Regions from separate parts of the Homo sapiens genome. Here region 2 is linked to region 1. A link is a contact called in ENCODE Hi-C or POLR2A ChIA-PET data. All regions are on one chromosome and are shown on one strand. Each heading gives the region's core, a stretch centred on a gene start or an enhancer-like site at or near the end of the contact. The rest is flanking DNA. Distances are from core to core; before and after follow the strand shown.

What was found. Hi-C counts contacts between places; a loop is a spot of excess contacts on that map. ChIA-PET counts read pairs that join two places held with the same protein, here RNA polymerase II (POLR2A). Pooled maps may share reads with other maps.
Region 2: a pooled map shows a loop between it and region 1 (2.7-fold over the local background). The contact joins two enhancer-like sites. A Hi-C loop is called at or near these places in 1 of 50 pooled maps. POLR2A ChIA-PET finds 5 or more read pairs at or near these places in 5 of 52 experiments (HEK293, MCF 10A, OCI-LY7 and 2 more).

What each region holds. Positions count from the first base shown.
Region 1 is chr1:215,540,068-215,545,746 of GRCh38, forward strand. No RefSeq gene overlaps it. Among named protein-coding and RNA genes, the nearest start is that of KCTD3, 24 kb to the right of the region's middle. Within about 2 kb of position 3,269, at least 3 of the 41 ENCODE cell types and tissues checked have a DNase peak (open chromatin) inside an H3K27ac peak, as active enhancers do.
Region 2 is chr1:215,581,290-215,586,968 of GRCh38, forward strand. KCTD3 (potassium channel tetramerization domain containing 3) reads left to right here. Exons shown (of 18, transcript NM_016121.5): 9 at 5,206-5,396. Among named protein-coding and RNA genes, the nearest start is that of KCTD3, 17 kb to the left of the region's middle. RefSeq lists an enhancer at 2,014-3,213. Within about 2 kb of position 2,247, at least 5 of the 41 ENCODE cell types and tissues checked have a DNase peak (open chromatin) inside an H3K27ac peak, as active enhancers do.

The DNA of each region.
Region 1 (5,679 bases), core at 2,019-4,518:
TGACTCCTTATTTTGTCTCTTGGATCCTGTTCATCATGCCAATTGTTATAAGAAAAGCTTGGGACTGTAACATCCCCCCACAAACTGGGAAAAAACTGAGACACCAAAGAATCATTTGGGCAAATCCAGCATGATGAATAGATGCGTTTATTAGAACTTAATATATAGGACATTCCTGGTTGGTGGCAGGACAGCCCTAGAGACCTGTGCCACCTCCCTTCTCTAAACTGCTTTTAAGCTAGTTTTCTGGCTCTCTGCCTGTGGTGTTTGAATGATGAGACTGTTTTTCTTGGTAGATTTTCAGATACTCTCCAGGATGTTTGGGTTCTCAGGGACATCTGCTCCTTGGCTGGGCACCATGGCCTTGGCTCAGTGCCCAGACTTCAAGATTTAGGCGGTGGAAATACAACCTTAAGTAACCTGGTGGAGGACCTATCACAGAACAATATTTCTTTAAAGAAAGATATGGTTTGGACCTATGTGAAAGCATAAGAAGGGAGATCATCTTTTTACTCTTTTATCCCATCTGTATACACTGCTGACACAACTAATATGATTAAGTACATAGTAGGTAATTCTAAAACAGAACCTGACATGAAGCCATCATTTCTGAAGTCCATACATTACACATTGGAGAATAACTTAAGTTTATAAAAATCCAACATTCTATTTTTTTTAATACTAAAGCTCCTCCAAATGTTCAATTTATTTATTTTAAAGGTGTTGGCTTAATGTGGTGACACAACTTTACTGTCAGAGGTGATATAATGTCATTGCATTACAGAGTCAAGAGACCATTTCTGTATGCAGATGTGTGTATGCATGCATGCACATGTGTGTGTAATATATATATGAGGAAGATAAGTAGCTCATGTGTTGCTTATTGTGATTAGAGGCTTATTGTGTTTACTCTAAGAAATCAATAAACAGCTTCCAGATTTATAATGAATTGTGCAATTGTGCTACTGACGTGCATTTCAAGCAAAATTTGCTATGTGTTTCTGATTTGCTTAAACTTAATTCATGAAAACATTGTTTCATAAGAGCTATTTCAACTCTCAAGCTACTTTTAAGTTCTGTTTGGGGCTTTTCTCTCAAATATTAAATCATGTTTTTGTAAAAGCAAAGAAAATTCAGAGTATTCAAATTAAAGTATGAAATGTGGTAGCTGTGAAGCTCTTGGCAGTTCTTAATTTCAAACTAATTCGTTTACCTCACCATGAAATATGAGTTTTTTAAGCATTCTATTTCATTGTAAAAGGCCTCTTTTTTCTTACTTAGGAGCTGTGTGCTTGGCTACCACAAGAGTTTGATTAGATATTTGTGTTGCACTATTGATAAGAATACCGAGCACTCCACTATACCAAAAAAGAGAGGTATCAGTTGGATAACCCAATTACTCAGATTTGATCATTAAGTATCCTGGGTTAGCTATGACTTGAAATTGGCCTCTAATTCAAAAGAAAGCCCATTAAAGAAAGAAATTTCTGACTGAGATAAATATTTGCCTCAAGACCAATTTTCCTTGCTTAGAACCTCAAATCCATTTTCTTTCTTCCCTTGCTTTGATTCTTTTGTTTCTGTGGTGCTCTTAGCTTCTGATTCTGAACTTTTGAACACTTATTTTCCTGGCTTTCAGTAACTCTGAATGTCCCTATGTTTCACTACTGTATCACTAGTACTTTGACTTTCAAATTCTGTGAGTCTGTGCACCAGGGACTTGAACAACCTTACCCCTGGAGGTCAGTTGCTCCCTGTCCATTTGCATGAGACAATACTTCCTTCATCTACCGACACATAGGCTGATAGAAAGAAATGGCTTTGGCCATTCCATCCTCATAGGATACTCTAAATAAGTTAGAAGAAGTAAAGAGAATTAAAAAATGAGGTGTTTCACAGTTTTCATACCTCCCACTCTGTCATGGGAAATTCAGCATGCTTGCTTACCTCTGTCAGGGAAGAAAAGAAGCTGACCTCTCAGTGCCTTGAATGAGAAAGGGTACGTTGCCAGTGGAGTAACGACTATCAATTATTTTGCATTTTGCAGATACTGGATTTTTGAAAGGAGAGAAAGAATGGCCAAATGGCCAGAATGTGCCTACAGAGCTTGATCATGAATGAACATCTTTTTGGCCTAAGGTAAGGAGAGATTTGCTTTCTAGTTCTGCCCTGACTACTAACAAGTTAAAAGAAAAACACCTCATCAGTGGAAGCCATAAAAACAATGTGGCTATTATAAGGTTATTCCTAATATTATATTAAATAAAACATAAAGAGACTTTGTTGAGCTTTCTGACTAATGCCCATCTCTTAGAATTCTACATCTTTTATTCATTGTCCTTTAAAAATAACTGATGAATTTGATCACTGTTAGGGAAAAAGATGTCTCATCTTCTCTCTGGCCAGCGAATCCTGTTAAATATTGACAACTTCTGAATTATAAAAGTAAATTTTCTCATTTGTTTCTAACCTAGAGTATTCCCAGATTACCCAAGCTTGTCTACATTGCTAATTATGAACCAACACTGACTTGTCCTCTCCAAATGGTATTTAATGAATACAGAAATCAAGAATAGAAGGATGCCTAAGGAATGTAGAATATAAAATTTGATATTATAATTTAAATAACATTTAAGTTCCATTTCCACATAGGATGTAAAGAACCACAAGATAATGTTGCTCCCACTCTAACAATGAGAAAAAGCTGAGTAATATTTTTCTATAGAGTCCATCATAGAGCTGAGTCCACAAAGCAACTAGGTAAGCTAAAGTTGAAGGCATGAAAAGCCCTATGAAGAGAGAAGGTGACCCATATACAGTTTCACTTATGGTAGAGCAGGAAAGGATAAGGTGGTTGTTCTAAGAGACACCTTAAAGCAAGGAAAAAGAAAGAAATTGAAATGTTTAAAAACTCTTAAAGGCTGAGTGTAGGCAAATGTGATAATTTACAGTTACTAGGAGCTCCAGAAATAACCAGCTCACAAGTTCTTTTGCACAGGCCTCAAATGGATGATTATAATAAATTCTGGGGGCAAAAGAGAAGGTGGAGGAGAGTACTTCTTGTTGATGTCCCGTGGGAAGTTCAGGAAACCCTCCCTTTTCCCCCATAACCCAGAGAAAGGTCTACTGATTCTGAAGGAAGCAAAAGCTTTTGCCCTGCAAGGGAGCAGGAAATCCCTGAGGCTCAGACCTTGCAGTTACAAAGTGAAAATCTATTAATGCTGGCAGGAATAGTGAGAAGAAGGAGGTTGCGAAACTCTGTACTGCTCACAACCTTTCACAGAAACATAGCAGAGTTGGGTACTGTAACAAGGAAGTGGTAGGAATACTGAGAAACCTTCACCCGCAAAGTTCAAGAGTACAGGGCTAGCCTATGACTGAGGCTGAATCAGGGCAACTGATAATTCATTCCCTTCACCATAATCCCACAAAAAACAGCAGCCAATTGCTGGAGGAGGGGCAAGTGCATGGATAAAGGTTATCTCTGTGTACTGGCAGGCAGGGACTGCAAGTCACACTATCTGGAGTTCCTGGCTATGCCACTGTTGCTTGCATCAAGAGCTAGCAAAAGCCCAAGATACAGTGAAATCCTGGAAAAAACTGTACTCAGCAGGCAACCCTCACAAGAGAAATTGCATTAGCTGAGAAGTGCAGAAAAGATGAGCTCTCCAGGAACTCGCCCTTTCCTCCTGCCCTCTATTGACAAAAATCTTAATGTTATAACATTTGGCAAAAATATGTATATTAATGGCCCAGATCTATTTTCATAAATAATGCAATAAAATATAAATTTAGAGTGGAGAGGCAATAGCTGGATAAATGACAGTATAGTATGTCTTTTTTCATTTTAAAATCTTTTTCTTGTCTTCTTATTTTTATTTAAGGCAGGTTTCTTACAGACAGCAAATAGTTGGGTTTTAATTTTTTGTGTATAATCTGACAATCTCTGCCTTTTAATTGGGATATTTAGGCCACTTACAGTTAATATAATATTGATAGGGTTAGATTTAACCCTACTATTTTTCTAGTTGTTTTCCAGCAAATTGTTTCTTATTAACTAGTTATTTTATTTTTTTGTTCCTTTTTTTTTTTTTTACTTTTTTCGGGTCGATTAAACATTTTATATGATTTAGTTGTGTCCATTTAAACATACGAACTGGGTGACTGCTGAAGTATTCTGCACCAATTTAATCAATGAAATGGTTGCAATATTCTCACACTTTACTCTCCTAAGAGTGAAAAGTCATGGAGCTGGAGACATGTTTCTATCTTGCACTAAAAATCACCATTCCAAACAAATGATCAGACAAAGGTTTGGGGAGTTAATTATCTATCAGTTTGACCCATCTAGATATATTTCTTATGAACAAGATTTGGAGCTGACTAATAACCAGTCTTGGGAGAAACCTTGGGACTTTTCTCCAGAGAATGAAGATTGTATTTCTGGTGTTCTACAAGCTCTACCTAAAGATTCTACCTGCGTAACATGGATAAAAAAGGAGACACAGCACTGCTAATGATTTCATTTTCCGGTAATCAATTACAGCTATTTACTCCATTCACCGTTTCCAGACCATACTTACCACCTGGTTATTTTTAGATGGCATGAAAAAATTACTCCAATAAATGGGATATGGGAGATGATGCTGAGCAGCAGAGCGTTTGCACTATATGTGACCATAAATCAAGATGATATGTTACTAAAACAGCTGTCTGGATATGATGGAAAGCAGATTGTGGCCACCTGCCCAAAAGTTGGCTGTGGCTAGAAACCAGTTTGGAAAGACAGCAAATCTCTAATTGAATAGTTAACTGAATAATGACCCTAACGGAGTACCATTCCCTTCAATAATGCTGGTAATGAGTTTCTTATTCCCTCACCCCGGAGAAAAACTATTGGATATTTTAATCACTATAACATCTTCTGTTTTTAAAGGTCAGTGGCCAGGTTTGGTAGAAATCAAGATAAAGAAATTAATTTGTGTGTAAACTATGATAAACACTAGTGATGGCAGCACATTATTGGACAGTGAGACCTTTAGTAATGTTCTCTAATGACCCAAGTGCCAAAGATAGGAAAGGAATTTATCATCTCTTGAGGTGCAAAATGTTGGGGCAGGACAGATAAAAAATCATTGTGACATCTCTATTTTGTCATCTCTATGTTACATAATGATGCCTGGAAGCTCATGTATGTCAAACCTTTACTACAATATCTGAGATATAGTTCTGTTCACAAACCAGATGTAATCCAGAATTCACTGAACCATGGTGGCCTCTCATTACCACCCAGATCACTAGGATGTGTGATACATGAGAAAGGCCATTTGTATTGAGAATGAATGGAGAATTACAGTGCAACTTAGATTGTTTGATGTGTCAATTATTTGTTTAATCTCTGCCACAGCTATATGGTGAACAAAATATTTTTATCTTACTGATAGAATAAAGTGAATATATTACTCATGTAAACAATGATCCCTGTGATGAGAAAATATTAAATAGATTGAAATCTCCCACTTACTAACACTCAGTAAATTTGGAGAAAGTTTCATTTTCTTATCTGTAAAATGGCTCTTCAATGGCTTTTAGAAACCTCAAAAACAGCATCATTATCTATCATATTACAATAAAAAAATTTATATTGAGTCTGAGCAATTTAGTCAACCAAAAAAGAAT
Region 2 (5,679 bases), core at 997-3,496, 40 kb after region 1:
TGTAATTTTAATTATGAAATAGCATGGAAATTGTTTTTTGCATAATTTCTTTGGGGATGGTTTTGTATGAGGCAAGACTAATTTGGTAAAGTAATTTTTTTTTAGGAAGCATTGTTTTGAATTTATCATCTTATATATTTGAATTGAGGTGACTTGTAGACCCTTGTTTACATATTATGTACATATTTTTGTCAATAAGGAATTCCAGAAGAATTGTGAAATGATAAGTGATCCAAGTGTAACAGCATAACTTCCGTTTTGTTACTGTACACAATACTAAAGATTGCTCTTTTCCAGAACCACCACATTATTACGCAAAATTTAACTCACTGGGTAATAATTGTATGGAGGATGATGCTATTACATTTTCCAGTCTTTGCGTTTGCATTGATCACGATCTTTCTGTGCTTTCACCAAGTGTCTGACATTTCAGAGCAATATACTCATGTAAAGTGACGAAGGAAGACAATTGAGGACATATTTGGATTTCCTCACATATAGTTAAATCATTCAACACAATGGCAATAAAAAGATTTCAAAAGAAAGAAAAATATTTAAACTGTTTAAAAGTGTAATCTTTTTTACAAGTTATTTTTCCTCAAGTTTTTGTATCAGTAAGTTACAAAACCTTTAAAAAAAGAGTAGTACAGTGAAGACCTGTATGATGTTCTCCTAGCTTCACTAATTTTCTACATGGTTAGGTTTTATGTTTATGTCCCTTTTTCTTGCTGAGTTTATGACAGTGTTACTTCTATTAACGAAGAGTAGTTGTGTGAATTGCTGCCCCCTTGGGGCTTATATTCCACTTTAGATCTTTAATCCTTGTGGAGTTTACTTTTTTGTATGTGGTATGAGATTTAAGGATTTATTTTCTTCTCAGTGGGTAGGTAATTATGTTCTGACAATTTATTACGTAAATCATTCTTTGTCAGTGAATCTGATAGCCCATTTTATCTTGCTTTATGTGTGTGTATATACTTGGATCTGTTTTTCAGTTCTCTCATTTCCTTAAGACATATGTCTATTCTCATACAACTTGAGGTGAAGTATGTTCATAATAAGTTTCAAAATCTCACAGGGCATGTCCTCTCTACTGTATTTTATTGAGGTCTTCATGTAGGAAATAACTAGACGTAACTCTATTCTTCGCATAGCTGTCTTAACCAGAGGGTTGGTTCACTAGGCAGCAGTAAGATGATGGAGAGGTGAAATAACAGAGCATATTCTTGTTTTATATTTTGTTTTATTTATTATTATATATTTTTTGTTTTGTTTTGTTTTTGAGATTTTGAGACAGAGTCTTGCACTGTCACCCAGGCTAGAGTGCAGTGGCGTGATCTCGGGTCACTGCAACACCTGCCTCCTGGGTTCAAGCAATTCTCCCACCTCAGCCTCCTGAGTAGCTGGGACTACAGGTGTGCACCACCACACCTGGCCAATTTTTGTATTTTTAGTAGAGACGGGGTTTCACCATGTTGGCCAGACTGTTTTCAAACTCCTGATCTCAAGTGATTCACCCGCCTCAGCCTTCCAAAGTGCTGGGATTCCAGGCGTGAGCCACTGTGCCTGGCCTTGTTCTACATATTTTAAATGTATTACTTGTATGGAAAGTTATAGAGCAAATATGTACCTTCTTTGTAATTTTTTAAAAAACAGGTAAATTCACATATCTTATTAAGAGTTAAATTCTGTAGTTGTTATAGTTATTTTTAAATATGCTGTCCTGATTCTTTTATCCTTTTTTGACATCTCTTTATTGTGTAATACCCTAATTACTATAGAGAAAAACAACTTAGAAGTAATATGTCTGTAAAAGATGAGATTATATAGTTTTTTTTTTTAAGTGAATCCAAGTTTATTAAGAAAGTAAAGGAATAAAAGAATGGCTACTCCATAGCCAGAGCAGCCCTGAGGGCTGCTTGACTGAGTATACTTACAGTTATTTCTTGATTATATACTAAATAAGGGGTGGATTATTCATGAGTGTTTCAGAAAGGAGCAGGCAATTCCCAGAACTGAATGTTCCTCCCCTTTTTAGACCATATAGGGTAACTTCCAGACATTAGATGTCATTTGTAAACTATCATGGGGCTGGTGAGAGTGTCTTTTAGCATGATAATGCATTATAATTAGCGTATAATGAGCAGTGAGGACGACCAGAGGTCACTTTTGTTGCCATCTTGGTTTCAGTTTTGGCTGGCTTCTTTACTCCGTCCTGTTTTGTCAGCGGGATCTTTGTGACCTTTACCTTGTGCTGACCTTCCTTGTTACGCTGTGACTAAGAATGCCTAACCTCCTGGGAATGCAGCCCAGCAGGTCTCAGCCTTATTTTACTCAGTCCCCATTCAACTCTGGTTTGAACACCTCTGACATGTTTTCCCCTTCCCTTTTACAAGGGTACTCTTAATCCTAAGGGTTTCAGAGGGAGGAAGATTCATCTTCTGTAACTTCTGCAGTCTGAATAGGGATGATGGTATTTCTGCCTATTAGGGTCTTCTGCATTCAGAGTAGAGGAGAGCTCAGTTAGAAACTGTCAGTATGGTGAGAACTCTGATTTCTGACAAAAAGTGATGACTGAAAAATTAATAAGTGTTCGATTTAAGAAAGCACTGAGTAAGCTTATCTTGCATTCCTACACAAAGAGAACAACAGCAGTATATTCTACAATAACAAGGCAAAATAAGTAAAATTATCCCAAGTAAACTAAATAAGAAGGCTTTTCATGAACTGGGAAATTGTTGTAACCAAGCTGATATGGAGTTGGAACCAAGCTGATGTGCTAGCCAATTCCAATACATGCCCACAATTAGAATACTGATCCAGATTTCTGTGTTACCCATGCCTCTTGTTTCTTCTGAACAGCAGCCACAGATCACTGCTTGGTCCACAAGGATAAGCAGGATGAGTCCAAATTGCAGAAAGAACTCAAAAACTACTGATGAGACAAATCTAATAAAAAGCATACCATAGTTTTTGAAACAATTTTCCTATTTTCAGTCTTTCATTTTTACTAAAGAAATCATGGTAGGACTGATTTGTTTGCAAAATAAGCTTTAGTCTTATTATACTTGGCCTGATTATTTGTATAAAGTGCAGCAAGAATAATTAGTTCCTATATAGGCTCTTTTTAAATTGACTTTGATAGAACTTTGATCCATAAAGAATCTCAAATGAGACTTCTTAAAGCCTTGAGCCTTGCCATGGGTTTATCATTGCCTGCAAATACCTGTATGAGTTGGGTAAGTTTCTTTCCTTTTGAGGTTTCATGATAACTTGGGGCTTTTGGGCCTGTCAGAAAGTGACTTTCTTTACTTACCCCAGACAGGTCAGAAACCTTGTACAGGGACCGTGTAGACAAGATATGTGGCCAGTTTTTCCCAGGGGCTTTTATCAGCTCTATGAGTCAAATTTGATTCCTTAAACAAGTCCATATCTGAAAGCATGCTATTCCAGTCAAAGTCTTGGTAAAATAACCAGTTTCTCCAATTGTGTCCTGTTACAAAAGAAAACAGATTCTTATTGTAGTTACATATTGCTGTAAGTTAAGAATACTCACAAATAGTTTCCAAATTCTGGAGAAATCAGATAGAGAGAAAGAAATATGCTCCAAATTTTGTTTATAAGAGTATACTTTACTCAGTTGTTAAAAGCTGCAAAATCTCGAAAGAAAAGTGTTCTTGACTCCAAAGTCAGCTAATTGGTGCTGCAGTCTATTTCCTTTGGGTTGGGGGTCTCTCCACTATCTCATTTCATGGTTTCCCAGGAAGATGTTACTGGAAAGGGGTCCTCATCCAGACCCCCAAAAAAGAGTTCTTGGATCTCTCACAAGAAAGAATTCAGGGTGAGTCCTTAGAGTAAAGTGAAAGCAAGTTCATTAAGAAAGTAAAAGAATAAGAGAATGTCAGCAAATTTTAGTGTTTATTAGGTAAGTATTTAAGTATTTTCATTTGTTTATCTTAACAAATGAATCCCATCTGGTGGCTGAAGAGGGTGGTTACAAATTACACAATGCTTAGGAAAAATTGATACATTTTTCTCTATTGCTTTGAAGTTTAGGGAAATCATTAGTTCTTCAAATTAATATGCTCAATTGTATATTCTTATGAATTACAGTTGTATTACTTGGCATACATATTTAAGGGAAAATGAAGTTGATGTATTTTTATTTAGGCCCTTAGGTGACCATCATTTATGAATACCTAAGTTTGCTTTTTGCAGCGAATGTCAGGTAGTGTGCAAAAGAACGCTTCTTTTCCTTCATCTTCTATATTCTCTTTAGGTAAGCCAAAAGAGAAATTTTATAGTTATGTTTGCATTATTTGTTGAGTTTAAAAATAGATACTTCATAGTTCAACTCATTCATTATTATGATTACGTAACTGCTAAAGCTCTAAATGTATGAAGGCTGCTATACATATAATCGCATAGAAAACATTTCTTTAAAACCTAAATTCAGATAGGGCAGAAAGAATTATTAAAAACTGACAGGATATTTATTAGAGAAATTAGGTATTAAAGAATACATTAGCTTTTACATATGGGTAGTCATATGGAACTGTAGTTCCATAGAGTTTTGCATTTAGACCTTTAAAAACTAGTCTTCAGAGGATATCCTGCACCCTATCCTTTTTTATATAATAGTGCTAATGTATTGGAATGCATGTGATACACTCAGTGTTTCTGGATAGACTGTCCATCTGAAGTACAAAAAGCAAGAGATTCAGTATGTGTCATTTCAGTTAATAAACCCTGAAAAGCTGATTAATAACTGAAAGGAATAATAATTCTGAAATTCAGATTTTTGCTGATTGTTCATACTCACAGAAGATGACAGTATCATTTGTGTGTGTGTGCGTGTGTGTAGAGAAACATGAAAGATAAAACTATCTTTTTTTAAAGTTTCTGAAATTTTTTAAAATTTGGAGGACTTTACTAAATTATTCTTTGGGGAAATATAGAACTGTAGTCTCTTTCAAGTCGTTATATGTGCTATGTATGCAAGTATACAATACCCCAAGGATAATATTGTGGCTTCATAGGCAATATAGATCAACAAAATTTTATTTGTAATAGGAAGGTGGATGGGTAACTGTTTAGTTTTTTTTTTGTTTTTTGTTGTTGTTTTTTGTTTTTGGTGCATTGATGTGTATTCCGTTTGCTTCATTGCTGCTGAGTCTACCTTATGTGCCTGTTCTTCCTTAACAGAATCAAAGAATCTTCAGGATGGCAGCAAGTGTTTACGAGCCCATATTTGGATTGGACTATCGAACGAGTAGCTTTAAATGCAAAGGTGGTTGGAGGGCCACATGGAGACAAAGACAAAATGGTTGCTGTTGCCTCAGAGAGTAGCATCATCTTGTGGAGTGTTCAGGATGGGGGAAGTGGAAGTGAAATTGGTAGGAAGAATCTTGTTTATGTTGCAATTTGATGATATTAATATTTTGAAGTTTATAAAAGAGATTGACACTGAATATGAAAATTAACCTGGACTGTCAGTTAGCTAGAGCTGTCACAGTATTTAATGTGGGAGGAATGATCTGATAATGAAGGAAAAATGATGTTTTAGAAAAGACATGGGGAACATCTTTTCACCACTTTAAGTGAAACCTGGCTGCTCTATGAAAATATTGCTTTTCCTGAATCCCACTTAGTGGTGGATGTTTTCACTGTTTTCTCTCC